Linked DNA regions of Homo sapiens: region 1 is linked to region 2. A link is a loop called in an ENCODE intact Hi-C map of the cell type or tissue named here. Cell type or tissue: Caco-2. All regions are shown on one strand. Each heading gives the region's core, and the rest is flanking DNA. Links, peaks and the distances in the headings are about the cores only.

Region 1 (7,991 bases), core at 1,453-6,452, 90 kb after region 2:
AATACTGGAACCTACTTCGTACAAATGGAATGGAAAGTAAGAGACAGTAATTGAGACGTGCTTAGAATAGCACCTGCACAGAGTAAGCATTTATAAAACTGTTAGCTAAGATTGTTCAATAAAGTTAGTTCCCTAAGACAAAAGATAAAGACATTTATAGGGAATGAGAAGGTGTTTGGCCTAAAACCAATTAAGTTTTTTTTTTCATTTTTGGAAGTAATTATCATCATATTCTATATGCTTCACACCTAGAGAGACAAAAATCCTTGGAAGTGAATCAAAGTATTAGTGAATCTGATTTAGAATGCATTTTTTTTCCCAGAACAAAAAGAAAATCATTCTAAAGGATCAGTCAATAACATAAAGTAAAAACACGATAATCTACCAAAAGATGTCAATCAGAAAATTAGGAAATCAGAGATATTCTAAAATTAAGAGGATGGAAGCCTGAAGCAGAGTTTTTAGTGTCTCAATACCCATTGTGCCATAACCCCTAGTCACAGAACATTTATTTGGTATATGGCTATCAAAAAAAAAAAAAAAAAAAAGACTACATTCTTAGCTTCTTTACACCTAAGTGTGACTACCTGACTAGGTTGTGGCCAGTGCGATAAGTAGCATATGGCAGTTACCATGGACAACTTGGAAAGAAAACTGGCCCTGGCTTTTCCTTCTGTCTTCTTCACCTCTCCTCTGCCCTCTGGCTGGAATAAGATGCTGGTTGGATCATGGGCAGAAGGGCAGATCCAGGGCCAGCATGTGTGGTTGTGTTCCGGGTGCAGTGCACAGTTGTAAATAAGCCGTAGCAAAACACTGGGAGAGAGGTAGTAAAAGCTGGATGCAGCCAAGGCCCTACCAATTGGAAAAGCACAGTACCAGCTAGGATAGCTGGTCTCTAGATTTGTTTTGTGAGAGAATAAAAAACTTTATATGATTAAGCTGCTGTTAATATGAGTTTGTGTTGTGTGAAGACAACCTTAATTCTAATCCATATAGGAATGTCCAGTTGTACACGTACATGCTCATCCAGACCCAAGAGGAAACTTGATTAACCAAAGTACAGATAGCAGCTAAAATTAGGAGGGTAGGTTATAGGTATATATATATATATATATATATATATATATATATATAAAATTTTTTTTTTTTTTTTTTTTTGAGAAAGAATCTTGCTTTATCACCCAGGCTGGAGTGCAGTGGCGTGATCTCAGCTCACTGCAATCTCCACCTCCTTGATTCTCCTGCCTCAGTCTCCTGAGTAGCTGGGATTACCGGCACGTGCCACCACGCCCGGTTAATTTTTGTATTTTTAGTAGAGACGGGGTTTCACCATGTTGGTCAGGCTGATCTCAAACTCCTGACCTCGTGATCCGCCCACCTCGGTCTCCCAAAGTCCTGGGATTACAGGCGTGAGCCACCAAGCCTGGCCTAGGTGTATTTTTAAGTGGGGTCATGAGGGTGAAGTTGAATATAAAGGGCATTATCCGTAAAGGGAATAAACACAACACGTGGATTTCTTTTCTTCATACTTTCCTAAATTTTCCAAAATTGTTAATGACCTTGTACTACTTTTATAACAAGAAGAAAATCAATGTAAATGAACAAATAAAAATGATGCAATAATTAAGAGCATAATTCATCAAACATTTCATTTTTGAGAATCCATATATTTCCCTGTGAAAATATTACTTACTTCTCAGGTACCCTTTGCTTAACCCTAAGAAGCAGGCACTTTCCTGCCTTTATTCACACTGCACCTGGAATGTTTTTGTCTGCCTAATCCCTACCTCTCATCTCAAATTGCAGGAACCTGGCCTAGCCCTGAAGGTAAGTTTAAATATTAGCTTCTCAATGATATCTTACTTTTTGGGAAAATAATAGCCTTTTTCTCTGAGTCCCAATATAAATCCTATATATTGCATCACTTAACATTTTACTTTTGCTCTGAGTAAACATATGTCACACCTCTAAGAATATCATAAAGTTCTCTGGCGCATATATTCTTCTTTGTCTTTATAGTTTTCTATTCATTAATTCATTCACATGTTCACTTTTCAGACAACTGATTATCAAATATCTCTCTATGATATGCCAACTATTATAGAAGACAAAGGGAGATATGAAGAAAAATAAAACATGTTCTGTTCATTCAAAGAGTGAGCTAACCATGAATAAGAGGAGACAGAGTGGCATTGGGCAAATTTAATGTCATAATTTCTATGGGAGAGAAATGTATGCAATGACAAGCTGACCGAATGTTTAGTTCTACTTGAAGAAAGTCAAGAAGGCCATCATGGAAGTATTGACTCTTGAATTATTTTTTTCCAAAGACTAATAGACATTTTCCAGGCAGATGAGATAAATGGATAAAAACTAAAGGAGCAGGGGTGATGAACAAAATGAGCCCAATAAGAATGAAAATAGGCCAGGCATGGTGGCTCACGCTTGTAATCCCAGCACTTTGGGAGGCCGAGGTGGGCAGATAACCTGAGGTCAGGAGTTTGAGACCAGCCTGGCCAACATGGCGAAATCCTGTCTCTACTAAAAATACAAAAATTAGCCGGGTGTGGTGGTGTGTGCCTGTAATCCCAGCTACCCAGGAGGCTGAAGAAGGAGAATCGCTGGAACCCAGGGGGCAGAGGCTGCAGTGAGCCGAGATTGCACCACCGCACTCCAGCCTGGGTGACAGAGCAAGACTCCATCTCAAATAAATAAATAAATAAAGTGAAAATATACTGCAGGAAAGAAAAGTTCATTTCATGTGCTGAATACACAGCATGTGAAGAGGGTCCTGAGAGGGGCTAGGGGCTTTGAATATCACATTTCATCCAGTGCTTGGAACATTGGAAGATAGTATTGACTTAAATGTTTGCAGTCACCGTGCTATGTACTATGCACCAGGCATTGTGTACACTGATTGACTGACCATGCCATATGAGATATTCAGGGGACAGCAAGCTTGACTAAGCCACAGAGTTGCAATGCACTGCCTCAATTTTCTCATTTCCTCAGACGAGGATGCTGAGCCAATGTTTAAAGTGATTATAATGTGACTTTCAGAGGAGAAACAAGCTTACTCAGCCTGTAGTAGAAAGCTTGGCTGAATTCAGGAAATGTGGTTACCCAAATGATATGCTCTCATCCTAGCTAAGGAATTTCTGAGGGAACATAGCCTAGCTGCCAAAAATCGGTTTCCTCAGAAAAAAAAAAACAAAAAAGTTTATTCTAATGGTCAGTTTGAAATAAATGAACAGAGAATTAAATGATTACGAGAGAAAAGGTTATAGGCTCACCTGAGAAGGATACAGTGCAATACGGTAAATATAAAAGTATCATTTGTTTTTCAAGGGTGTATCTTGAGAAAGGAAATTATTAGGTTTAGAAAAGGAGGAAACTGCATACTAGATAGTAACTACCACTTCTTTTCTACTTTCAAAATTTTTCCGGCTTCTATATTCAGGCATTTTTTTTAAGTGCCAAGTATTTGTAATAGAATTTTCCTTTTTTTTTTTTTTAATAGGAAAAGATTCCCAGCTACTACGGAGGCTGAGGCAGGAGAATTGCTCGAATCCGGGAGGAGGTTGCAGTGAGCCGAGACTGAGCCATTGCATTCTAGTGTGGGCGACAGAGCAAGACTCTGCCTCAAAAGAAAAAAAAAAAAAAAAAGGAAGAGATACTATTGTGTTCTCTGAATATTTCTTTTGAATCTTTCTTCTGATCTGTTGCATTCCAGGCAAACTCTCTGGACCAAAAGGGCAAGAAGCAGAATTGATGTCAACACACAGATAAGGGTCCAACAAAGACAGTCAGTTGGTTTCATACCTTCAATAGGTTTCGGTACAAAATGTGATGAGGGCTTGGTTTTCTTCACTCTGTTCCCCTTCATAATTTGACCTTCTTTATTGAGTCCCAGAAACCAAGCTCGGCCTGATTCTTGCTGGCGGTACAGTGTGGAAGAATAGATCACATAGTAGTTTTCAAACACAGATTCCTTGAATTTGCATTCTGGAGTGAAAACATCCTGTAGGAAAAAAAAAAAAAGACACAAAAAAGAGAAATGATTTAAAGGTGAATCAGCAAATGCTTAAATCCAATAAGCTTGAAATCCATGTCCTCTGTTAAGAACAAATGAAAGGCAATGACACATAGTTTCTATTAGCCTTTGGTTACAAAGATTCATCATACAAAATCAAAAAACATGATTGCCTTTCTAGCCAACCTTCAGCCCAGAGATAATAACTTGCTCAGGCTTGAAGCTACGTTAAAATCATTCAGGACTGTGGCCAAGTCTGCGCTCCGATCCTAGCAATATGTTTTGTAAACTAAAGTGATTGGCCATTCCTCATTTACTCACCCTTAACATGTAAATAAGGAACTAAAATTTATCCTGGAAATCAAAATCAAATATAACCACAGCAAACACAGGCACACAAGGTGCTTTTGAAGAGACTATTCTGTATATACAAATGTATTACACAGCCACAGCTTGGTCAGGAAAATCACCACTTTTCCTAAAGTCAGTAACTTCCTCTCTAATTTCCTTAAAACATTTTTTTCCTTAGTAATCAAAATCTCAGGTAAAAAGCCCAGGAATAATAGAAAAAAATTACTATTATATTGAAGAAAATTACTAATAGTATTAATTCCTATTACTATTGACCTCAGTGAAACACAGAATGAGAGTTCTAGTCTCAGAAGAAACTGTAAGATCCTGTACTTCAACTCCAGCATTTGGTAAGTGAGAAAACCAAAAGGTCACGTGATTAATTCAAATACACATTTAAGAAACTACTGAGTCAATGCCAGAGCTCACATTCATTGCTTCACAATCACAGTCTCTCAGGCTCACCTTTTCTGCCTGAGTCTTGTTTAGTGACTTATAATGAGATTTAAAAATCAATACAATAAAATCATATCCTAACATGTCACATGAACAAAATGTATTGTGTGGAAGGAAGAAATTTCTCCCCTTCTGAGATCAGCAGAAGAAAAACAAATGCTATTGCATCTTCTTCAGCTGCAATTAAACAGGAGTCCTACATGTCAGACATATTCACCACAGTCACCATCTTCCTCTCCATGAACTGGAAGAATTTCAGTGTGAGACTCCCATGATTTAATGCAAGCAAACCTGGAATTAAGTTATTAATGAATATAGGAATATTAATGAATATAGGTTGGTTGAAGCCATGTCCTTGTAGGTGATACTCCCATGCCAATCTCCTTATTTGTAGAGAGTGCTCTCTCTCTCTCTTTCTCTCCCTCTCTCCTTTTTTTTCTTTTTCTTTTTGTAAGAGGTGGGGTCTTGCTATGTTGCATAGGCTGGCCTCAAACTCCCGGGCCCAGAAGATCCTCCCACATCAGCCTCCCAAGTAGCTGGAACTACAGGTGTGTACCACTGCACCCAGCTTGTTTTTGAATAGTTCCAACATTATAGACGAAGAAAAATGAGACTAAGAAAACTGGAGTAGGCTGGGGTGTGGTAGCTTACCTCTGTAATGCCAGCACTTCGGGAGGTTGAGGTAAGCAGATCATTTGAGGTCAGGAGTTCAAGACCAGCCTGGCCAACATGGTGAAACCCCGTCTCTACTAAAAATGCAAAAATTAGCTGGGTGTGGTGGCAGATGCCTGTATTTCCAGCTACTCGGGAGGCTGAGGTGGGAGGATGACTTGAACCAGGGAGGTGGATGTTGCAGTGAGCAGAGATTACACCCCACACTCCAGCTTGGGTGACACAGTGAAATGGATCTCAACCCCCCCTTCAAAAAAAAGTCCAAGAAAACACCCCCCAAAGAAAATTGGAGTAGAAAGGTGGTTGTAGATAGTAAGATAATATGAATAGCAATAAATTAATATTATGTTTATATTAATACTGAAATATGATTTCTTAGAGTACTTTGAGTTTTAAGTAAATGAACTACTAGCTTAAGAATCAAAGAAACAAATGACCATGAGATACTACTTCACATCCACTATAAAGGCTATAGTTTAAAAATGGACATGACAAAGTGTTTATGAGGATGTGGAAAAACTGCAACTCACATACATTGCTGGTGGAAATGTAAAATTATGCAGAAGCTGTGGAAAATAGGTTGGCAGTGCCTCAAAAGGTTAAACATACAGTTGCCACACAATCCAAAAATTCCACTTTTAGGTATAGTTCTAAGATTAATGAAAACATATGTCCACACAAAAACTTGTGCACAAATGTTCATAGTGACATCATTCATAATGTGGAAACAACCCAAACATCTATCAAGTGATGAATGGATAAATACAGTGTGATAGTTCTACAGAATGCAACTGTAATACCATTCAATTATAAAAAAGAATGAAATACTGATTTATGTGGCAACAAGGATGAACCTCATACACATTATGTTAAGTGCAAGGAGCCAGATATAAAAGGCCACATGTATGATTCCATTTATATGAAATGTCCAGAATAAGCAAATCCGGAGATAGTAAGTACTGTAGTGATTATCAAGGGTTGGGGAAGGAGGTGAGAGGGATAAGGGTGGAGTGACTGTTTTGTTGGAGGGATGAAATGTTCTGGGATTAGATACCGGTGATGTTTGCAAAACTTTCTGAATGTACCAAAAACCACTAAAGCATGCATACATTTTTAAAATGTAAATTACGTGGCATTCAATTGATATCTCAATGAAAAAAAATCAGATAAACCAGGTGATTAAAGAAAGTGAGGGAAGGAATGAAACTATTGCACATTCCTTGCCTGGCAGCACAGGGCTATATGATAACCCATGTGAAGGAAAACTGGCTCTTCGAAGGCCTTGTCTCAATATTGCCAGGACAGAGTTTAGTCATTGCCAAGTATATGGATAAAAGTAACTCAGATTCAATATAGATGATAATATTAAGTTCTGTTTTTTTCCTAGGACTAATAAAGTATTTTTAAAATGCTTAGATTTAGGTCTGAATTTTAATTCATTTTCTTTTAAAAACAAACTAATTAAAATAATCCCAAAGCTTTTTATTATTTTTTTTTCTCGATCTAGTCCAATACTAGCAAACAGTATTAACCCTAGATGCTATGCTAAGGAACTCTGGAAAGTTCAAGCAATACATTCAATGTATAAGATTTCAGACTTTATAAAGAAGTTAGGAAAAAAATAATTCCTGTTTTGTGTAAGTACATATCGTCATATATGTAGATGGTGATAAAACCTTCTTCCTTATGAATGTACATCACAGAAACATGTAAATTTGAAGATAGATATAAAGCTGCTTAGTGATGATAGTACAATTTGGCACCTTTATCTAACAAGGTAACTAAAGCTCATGACAGCGAAATAATTGTCCCCAGTGTCATAGGAAGCTAGCGGCAGATCCAGACCCTGTGTTGAACAACGGGCTCCTCGCTGCTGGTTCAGTACTTCTTCCAATGCCACACATTGCTTTCCTACTGCATACGCAATCCTGCTTTTGATGCCAAGCTTGATTTGGGCAAGCCTTACTCATATTATAGAAACCATATCAGTGATGTATAATTACTACATTGTCATTTATACATGAGAAAAACAACACTCTCATTTAATAAATAACGATTCTTAGGTTTCTGTTTCATACTCATTTAAAATTCCCTCCCGGAACAGCAAAAATCAGAGATATTGCACAGAAGCTGGAGTCCTGGGGTCCTGAGCCAGGAACCGCATTAGGTAGGAACCGGGCTTTGAACTACTAAATTGACAAATGGGGGATTTCTTGCACAGCATCCAGGTCCTAATCAGCAATGAAAAGCCAAGTGGAGTTTTCCATTCAGTATAATTCCAACAGGGCTATGCAGAGTCAGAATCTGAAAATGAGGCAGCTATTAATACCTGACCAGGGCAAGACATTTCCGGCTGGAAACATGGCAGGAGTTTGCTGCAGGCACTTGTGTGGACACAGGCAGGCTACCCTATAAACTGGACGGGAAATCTTAATGGCACTGAACCAGCTTGGATAGTCATTCTAAGTAGAACCTTTAC
Region 2 (8,667 bases), core at 2,256-7,255:
TTGGTGAGATGTTCCTTGGGCTGGTTGGTCTGAGGACCTGAGGTCATAGGTGGATCTTTCTGATGGAGCAAAGAGCAGGAAGACAGGGGATTGATGTCCCAAGGGAGGTCCCCCGATCTGAGTCATGGCACCAAATTTCATGCGCGTCCATGTGAAGAGACCACCAAACAGGCTTTGCGTGAGCAATAAAGCTGTTTATTTCACCTAGGTGCAGGCGGGCTGAGTCCAAAAAGAGAGTCAGCCAAGGGAGATAGGGGTGGGGCCGTTTTATAAGATTTGGGTAGGTAAAGGAAAATTACAGTCAAAGGGGGTTGTTCTCTGGCGGGCAGGAGTGGGGGTCACAAGGTACTCAGTGGGGGAGCTTTTGAGCCAGGATGAGCCAGGAGAAGGAATTTCACAAGGCAATGTCATCAGTTAAGGCAGGAACAGGCCATTTTCACTTCTTTTGTGGTGGAATGTCATCAGTTAAGGCAGGAACCGGCCATCTGGATGTGTACATGCGGGTCACAGGGGATGATATGATGGCTTAACTTGGGCTCAGAGGCCTGACAATCCTAACCTGTTTCAGTTCTGAACTCTCTAGACCTGAAACTTTAATATGTACAACTAGCAGCTCCTGTAGGACTCCCTGGAAGTGGATGTGTTTGGACAACTCGTTCACTTTTGGACTGCATAAGTTATTGAAAACTACCCATTAAAAGTCCATACCATGTCTTCTTTTCTATTTCTATCTACTTGACCCCTGAATTCAGACCTTGAAATAATCTCAATTTAAATTAGCTGTCATTTAGAAAATGGAGAACAAAAGTGGATACAAAGAAAAGTTCAGGGTCAGTTCTTGGCTCTTCTATTGACCCAGTCACCCAAGGACCTCAAGGACAATTGTATAGAAGTGTGAATTTGAAACATATAAAATAAATTCAGAATCTTCTCATCCAACTCCCCACACTCCAAATTAGTACCATAAACACTCCTTAGGCTTGCCAAAGTCACTACATGAAGGTGTTTTGGTTTGAAGAAAATGAACCAACATTTTTAAGTGGCTAATTTCTGAGGAGAATGCAGATATCCAGCCTCTCTTAACTGACTAGGTCCAATGGCAAAGCTCAGCCAGGTAAAAGAAGCAGTTAGCCACAGTCTAAACCAATCCCTGTCACTTTGCATTAGGGACTTTTTTTTTTTTTTTCAATTCACATTACTTGCCTGTTCTCTATAACTGAATGAGTTTTTAATACCTGACTACATCTTTAAGAGTGAATATTCCTTGCTGATAAAAATGGTGTATTATCTCAAAAATGGAAAAAAAAGATGGACTAGGCTAATTAACATGTTGTTAAAGACCTTAGGATGGATTAGGTCAGAGGAATGAATGAGGAGAGAGCTAACAATCTTTGAGCATCAAAATTTGCCAAGGGATTATGCTAAGCACATTAAATGTTTTATTCCATTTGCTATTTGCAATGATATTTTACATAGGTATTATTAACCCACTTTATAGATGAGAAACTAAGTCTTAGAGGGAAGAGAGCACAGGTTCACTGCAGCAGATGCAAAGAATGAGGAAAGCAATTCCTCATTCTCTACTTCATCAGCCACTGACTTGGCCAATGAAAGAAAAATAGGGAATCAAATCGAATGCCCTTCAGCTGCCACATGCTGTGACCTCTCCTTGTTATAAAAGTTAGAATGCTTTGATCTCAAATTTATGGCCTTTTATCAGAGTATCCAGCAAGATCCTTGTATTTTGAAAGAGTTAGCACACTCCAACCTAAACCTAAAAATGTTGATTGGAGACGTGCAATCATGTGATATCAAAGCTGGCAGGAATTTGGAAATCATCGGGTTAGTGGTTTCAAAACCTTTTATGTTTCAAAGGAGAGTGCCCTTTCTTTAAGCTAAATTTTACTGAAAGGCACTTCCTATCAACCAGATAAAAATAGGGCTGCAGTAGCTGTAGTGATATGTGGTCCAAAACCAGCACTGCTCGTGCTCCTTCCCCAGCTCCTGCTCTCACCCATGAGACTGCTAAAGTGCTTCGGCAGAACCTAGAGGGTCAGGACTATGGGGGGATGGGGAGGCAAGACATAAGGAAGAAAAATTTCCTAAATCTCTTATTTCCTGGAAATGGAACCTAAAGCCCAAGATCATATAGAAATTCAGTGATTACACTGGAAAATAGAAGGACTTGGGCTAAATTGACACATTACATCAGCATGAAAGACAGAAAAAATAGTGACCTGTCCCCATCAAAAACTCAGCTTTAGTTCAGGTCTAGTGATAGCACTTTAGAAAATGCTGCAGCTGAAAAATGATTCTTCCCTTCCATATCCAATTTTATGTAGAAGATGAACCACAGGCTCTGATGGCAAGGGAGAAAGAGCAAATAATGAACTCATGGTCGGAGAACAATTACAGTTTTACAATCATTCTTGATCCTAGGTCCTTTTTCTGCATAAAAGGGCCAATAATCTCTACCCTGTCAGCCTCAAAGGGCTGTGGTGAGACATAAGACTGTGTTTTTAACATTTAAAGTTAAAGAACAGAAAAAACCTCCTTACTATTTTTTTAATGGCTAAATTGTAGAGCTTGAGAATGCATTGTTTGCCTCACTTTGTAGTGTGCTCAGCATGATTAACAAATGTTATTTCATCATCTCTATTATTTTAATTTTCAGCTTGCATGCTTAGTAGTTGGTTTCCTTTTCAAAAGCCAATAATAAAGTTAAGTGATCAGAATGCTTGACGTGCCATGTTATTCTTTCAGAGGCTCCACTGTTTGTGCCACCTTGAAAAATGTGTTTCAGGTTCCAAAAAAACCTTGCCTGGTCAATTCTTTCCTGCTTTTTCTTATTACAATGTAGGTACTCCATGGAGCTGTTTGATGGGCCCAGCTGTAGCCTGGCTCTTCACAGCAGAAAGGTGCCTGTCAGCCTCTTACTCCTCTTGGCTCTACTCCAGTGAGCCATCCCTCTCTACTACCCTTTCCACTTCCTGGCAGCTGGATGAGGAGGCTGGAAGCCAGTGGCAAACTGTGGCACCTGGCTGTTTGGTCTGCCATTAATGACAGCCCCTGCTGAATCATGACTCAATAGCAGTACTTTTTCTTCAAAAGCGTTCAAGTGAGAGAAAAGAAAAGGCTGCTCTGACCTCTGGCCCATGTTCCCCTGGTGCAGAATGCTTCTGTTGACTATTTTCCTATGTTTAACAGGTGGAAGCAGACTGAAAGCGTAGAGGGAGGTTAGTGAACTTCTTCTGGCCTGTTCATCGGACCCTTGCATTTAGAAAATAACGGTGCCACACTGGAGAAGGTAAGGAGAAGGGGAAGAAAAGGTTTGTTTGATTGCTGCAAAATTACATAATGTGCATACCATCTGAACTTCTTATGAAACAAAAACAAAGAAAGAAAGAAAAAGAATGCTATGACTACCCAGCAACATTATCACTCTCCAGTTTTCATCTTTGATTGACTATTGCTCAGTGGTGATTTGACCTCTTCCCCTTCCCCTTTCCTCCTGTGAATTTTCCCCCCATGGCAGCTACTTGAAAACCACTTATACCAACACACTGGTTAGCCTGGATATGGAGGCAAGTGCTCCGAGTGACTGGTTGTCCTGAGGCAGCCTGCTTCAACCCAACACGTGGCACTTTGGGTAGCAGAAAGGCTTCCAGGTCTAAATGCTAGAAGCTGGAAGCAAGTAAGGGGAATCACAGCTAGCTTTTCTTGGTTTTGGGGCTCTGAGGATTACTACCACCTTTAGTTTCACTGCCTTTTGAGAGCGCTAACAGCTTTTAAATAATTAGCCCTTTCCTTTCCACCTTTTATGGCCACTCATATTGTTTGTCCTTTTTTATTTTCAGTCTCACACTATTTGTTTTCTAAACACTTTCTTAATTTACCTCTACCCTTCCTTTTGTTTGCACTTGTTTTTCATTCCTTACTTTTCCTCTTTGCTTGCCAAAATCATCTATTCCCTCCTCTTAGGTGCACGGTTCTCTTACTCCAGCCTCTCCCTTTCATTATCTTCATTATCTTATTTACAGACATCTTAGTTCTTCATTTGTTTTTCATCAGAACTTGTTTGCTTTTTATGGCTCCAGATTTTACTTTTGTCTCCAAAGGGAATGTTCACGAATGCTGTTAGATTGAGAAACATAAAGCACATTACCAATTGTTTCACAATGCTAAAAGAATAGGTTGTCCTAGATGGTTAATGAAAGCTTCAGGGGTGGCAGTCCTGCTGGTAGCATTAACTCAGCACTCCTAATCTTTTCTGATAAGCATGCCTTCCAGGAAGATAAGACAAATCAAAGGCTGCTTTTTCAACCTTGTAGTTTGATGTCTGCTAGAGCAGTTCCTGGTAGATACCATTTTAACTCCCTTTCAGATGAAAAATCTGAGCCTCAAAATCAAATATTTTCTCACTATTCCCTCAGGCTTCCTTGTCAAACCTTCTGAACAACTGAAAACACAAAGCTTCAGATCCTAAAACAAAATCTTTTAAACATCAAAAAATCAATGAACATTTTACCTGGAGGACAGATGTGGTTTTACGGATTTGAGCAACTAATATAGCTAATGTAGCTTGACTTCATTTTATGCATTAAGTGTGTTCCCCCAAAATATTAATTAACATATATATTTATGGGTGAATCATATTTTGTCACAGGGACGTACTGTAACTATGAAGGTCTAACACAAAACTGAAAAAGGATTTTAGACCAAATTTAAATATAATCACATGTAATTCAAAAAGGCTGGCTTTGTTAATGTGCAATCAATGGATATTTATTTCTCTTACGTGAAAGTCCACAAAAAGTAATCATAAACAGTCTACATTACCTTTGAGCATTCATTAAAAGATACATATTGAAATTAATCATTCTGTTACTTGCTACTTCATCAAGAATTCATTCTAGCTCCAGGAAACAATGATAATTAGTAACTTACATAATAATTCTTGGAAGGTCAATAGATTATCAAATATGTAATATGAATGTTCTACATTACATATTTGGGAGCACATTGAATCCCAAACTATGAATAGGTAAAGCCAATCACCTAAATGCCCTAACTTCAAAACAAGTTCTCATGAGACACTGGAAGACAATCACATAATTTGTATCTTGGCAAAGAACTTTGGGAAATAATATATCTAGGAATACATAAGGAAGATAAGCGGCTTAAGTGTAGCAATAGAACCAAAGCAGGAAGCAAACAGCTTAATTAATATTGTCTTCTTAATCATCACTTTATTTTCCCCCCCAAATAACCCCAGGACCATCAAACCTATTAAATCAATGGCCTTAAAAAAAAAGTTTGTAATGTCTTTCAAGTTCCACTCTTTTCTAAGCAATTAACACATTAATTAATACAATTATTAATATGCAACAGGTAGGGATGCAGCTAGGTAGGAAACTTCAGATAGTGTGAGACAGCAGTCCCCAACCTTTTTGGCACCCGGGACTGGTTTCATGGAAGACAATTTTTCCACAGACAGTGTTGGCGGGGCTGGTTTTGGCATGATTCAAGTGCATTACATTTATTGTGCACTTTAGTTCTATGATTATTACACTGTAATATATAATTAAATAATTCTACAACTCACCATAATGTAGAAAATCAGTGGGAGCGCTGAGCTTGTTTTCCTGCAACTAGATGGTCCCATCTGGGGGTCATGGGAGACAGCCACACCCTAAGTGTTTTGCTTATGTCCAGTCTATTCTGTAATCTCGGTTTGGTTGCTGTCACTGCAAAAATCCCTGATTCACAAAGAAAGGATGTTGGAAATGGAGGTAGGCTTTTCAGTGCTTTTGTGACAATCTCTGGATATTACCCCTTGACTTTAATCCAGAACATATGGAGATTTAACTTTGTCTCAAACATACTTTTAAGGCCACCATTATTTGTGATCGCGAGCAGTTGATCCTCTGGCAGAACAGACGAAGTTGATTCACCTGGCTTACTCATAAATGGGTAATGGTCCCATTCCTTCCCAGTTCGGGGGTCTTTTGTGGTTGGAAGTAATGCTCAAACTCTTTTGAAAGCTGAGATAGGTGATTATGCACCAGCTGGGAGAAAGAAAGCCCTGTCTCTTTCAAACTATCTGCTAATGTTTGAACGTGTCAAAAATTCAAATGTTCGCCCATCACCTTCATAATTTCAATTTGCCATTGAATGCAGCCACTTTATTTGCTGGCTTGAACACAGTTGTCGTTCTCCCCTGAAGTGACAGATTGAGTTCGTTGAGCAGGTTGAAAATATCACACAAATAAGCAAGTTTTGTGATCCATTCTGTGTCACTAAAATGTGCTGCCAATGGTGACTTTTTCTCAAAGAAACCTCTGAAGTAGCTCTCATAACTCAGAAACTCTGGCCAATCATCTGCCTTTAGAAAGTCTTCTCATTTATGTGTATAAGAGAAGACATATGTGCTCTGTGTCCACCTCCTCCGAGAGCTGCAGGAACAGACATGTGTTAAGGGCATGCACTTTAATGCAGTTGATAATTTTAATCACACCTTGCAAATCATTGGTAAGTTCAAGTGACATTTTTCAGCTAGCCAGCATTTCTCTATAGATGACACAGCATGTAGACTCACATTCAGAAGTGACTTCTTTGACCCCAGTAGTGAAAACAGAAAGCCACCCAGTCGTGGCAGCCACTCCATTCATGCATATACTGACACAAAATGACCAATTTAGTTTTCCTGATATGTAATCATTCAAAGACTTGAATAGTTCTGCAGCTATGGTGTTGGATGGCAATGCAAGTGCATATTACACATCTTTATGAACATCTTCCTGAAAAATACATTGCACAAAAGCAAGCATTGTTGCCTTGTTGTCAACATCGGTAGACTTGTCAACCTGGATTGTGTACCACTGTGACTCATTCATCCTCTCTAACAATTGTGCCTCAATATGCTCTGCTGTTTCATCAGTTTGTCTAGTTATGGTGCTAGCCAAAAGAGGAGCACATGCCACTTTTTGAACTGCAGCCTCTTAGAGCTGCAGCCTGCACATCATCAGGCACTGGGTTCTCATAAGGAGTGCACAACCTAGATCCCTCACATGCTCAGTTCACAATAGGGTTTGAGCTCTTATGAGAATCTAATGCCAACGCTGATCTGACAGGAGGTGGAGCTCAGCTGGTAATGCAAGCGGGGGAGTGGCTGTAAAAACAACTGAAGCTTCTGCTGGCTCACCAGCTACTCACCTCTGGGTGTGTGGCCTGGTTGCTAACAGGTACTGACATATGTCAAGGGGGCTGGGACCCCTAGTCTCAGAGGACATGATGAAATGATGAGAACTGGAGCAAACATGATACATTGAGACAAAAAAATAAATTAGAAAGAAATTGGAGTGAAATTAGAACTTGGTGATACATGTGTCACTGAGGAATATAAAAAAGAGGAGAATGACTTCTCAATTTTAAATTAGATTCTTGGATGAATGACATTTTGCAAAAGTTGATAAGCTTATTTTTAAATGAATCTTTTGTTTTAGAACAGTTTTAGACTTACAGAAAAATTTCCAAAATAATACAGAGAGTTCTCACATATGCATTCCCAATTTCTCCTATTATTAACTTTTTACAGTAGTGTTGTATATTAACTAGAATTATTAAACTGATATACATACCTTATTATTAACTATAATTGATATTTTATTTAGATTTCCTTGGTTTTTACTTTAAAGTTCCTTTTCTGTTTCAGGATCCCATCTGTGATACAGTATTACAATTAGTTGTCAAGTCTCCTGAGGCTTTGTTTGGCTGCGAAAGTTTCTCAGTCTTTCCTTGTTTTTGATTACCTTGACAGTTTTAAGTTGTGCCGTTATCAAGAGTTTTGTAGAATATTCCTCAACTGGGGAAGTTTCTCATGAATAGACTGAGGTTATGGGCTTTTGAGAGGATGATCCGTTAGGTAAAGCACCACTTGTATTGTTTCACATCCAGAGTACATACTATGCACATGATTTATCACTGTGGATGGTAAACTTGATTACCTGGATGCGGCAGCATTTGTCAGGTTCCTATTTCATCAATTCGTCTAGTTCCAATGTTACTCTTTCCTCCCCTCCCCTTTCCATATTGAGCTCTTTAGAAGGAAGTCACTATGTGTAGGCTACCCTTGAGGTGTGGGGAGTTTGGCTCCAGCCCTCTAAGTATGGCTTTCTACATAAATTATTTGAGGTTCTGAATGGAAGATTTGTCTATTCTCCCACGTTCATTTATTTTTACTCAATCATTTATTCATATCAGTATAGAATCATTGATATTAATTTTACACTTTGGGTTATAAACTAATATTGCTTTATTTTGTTGCTCAAAGTTTTCTAACTTTGGTCATTGGAAGCAATTTCAGTTGGTTCCTGTGTCTCTTTGGCATACCACTATCATCGTATTGTTTTTTGTTTTGCTTTTGAATACTGTCCTCCTTTCTGACACCACAAGATGCTCCAGGTCCATCTTGTATATTTCCTGCCCAATCCTAGAATCAATCATTTATTGAAGGAGCCTTGGCTCCTGTTATTGGATAATGGGTTTAGAAACCAGATTCAGGGCACTAGTGTGCTCATTGCTACTGGGATACTCACTGCTACTTTCAGCTAATACTGGTTACGGTGTATATTCTAACTCCACGCACATATCTACAAATATTTCTGT

Evidence for each region. A loop is a pair of places that touch in the nucleus more often than their neighbours do. Peaks named below come from ENCODE experiments on the same cell type or tissue, not always from the same donor. Only the 100,000 strongest peaks of a DNase experiment are listed, where the experiment ranks them.
Region 1: it touches region 2 in a loop (12-fold over the local background); 1 of 110 quality-filtered maps calls a loop at or near these places.

The regions. Positions count from the first base shown.
Region 1 is chr3:192,166,636-192,174,626 of GRCh38, forward strand. FGF12 (fibroblast growth factor 12) reads right to left here. Exons shown (of 6, transcript NM_004113.6): 5 at 3,823-4,021. Among named protein-coding and RNA genes, the nearest start is that of FGF12-AS1, 68 kb to the right of the region's middle. In Caco-2, for the core only: no CTCF peak of the experiment used is centred there; no DNase peak of the experiment used is centred there.
Region 2 is chr3:192,076,308-192,084,974 of GRCh38, forward strand. No RefSeq gene overlaps it. Among named protein-coding and RNA genes, the nearest start is that of FGF12-AS1, 160 kb to the right of the region's middle. In Caco-2, for the core only: no CTCF peak of the experiment used is centred there; a DNase peak (open chromatin) is centred at 4,234.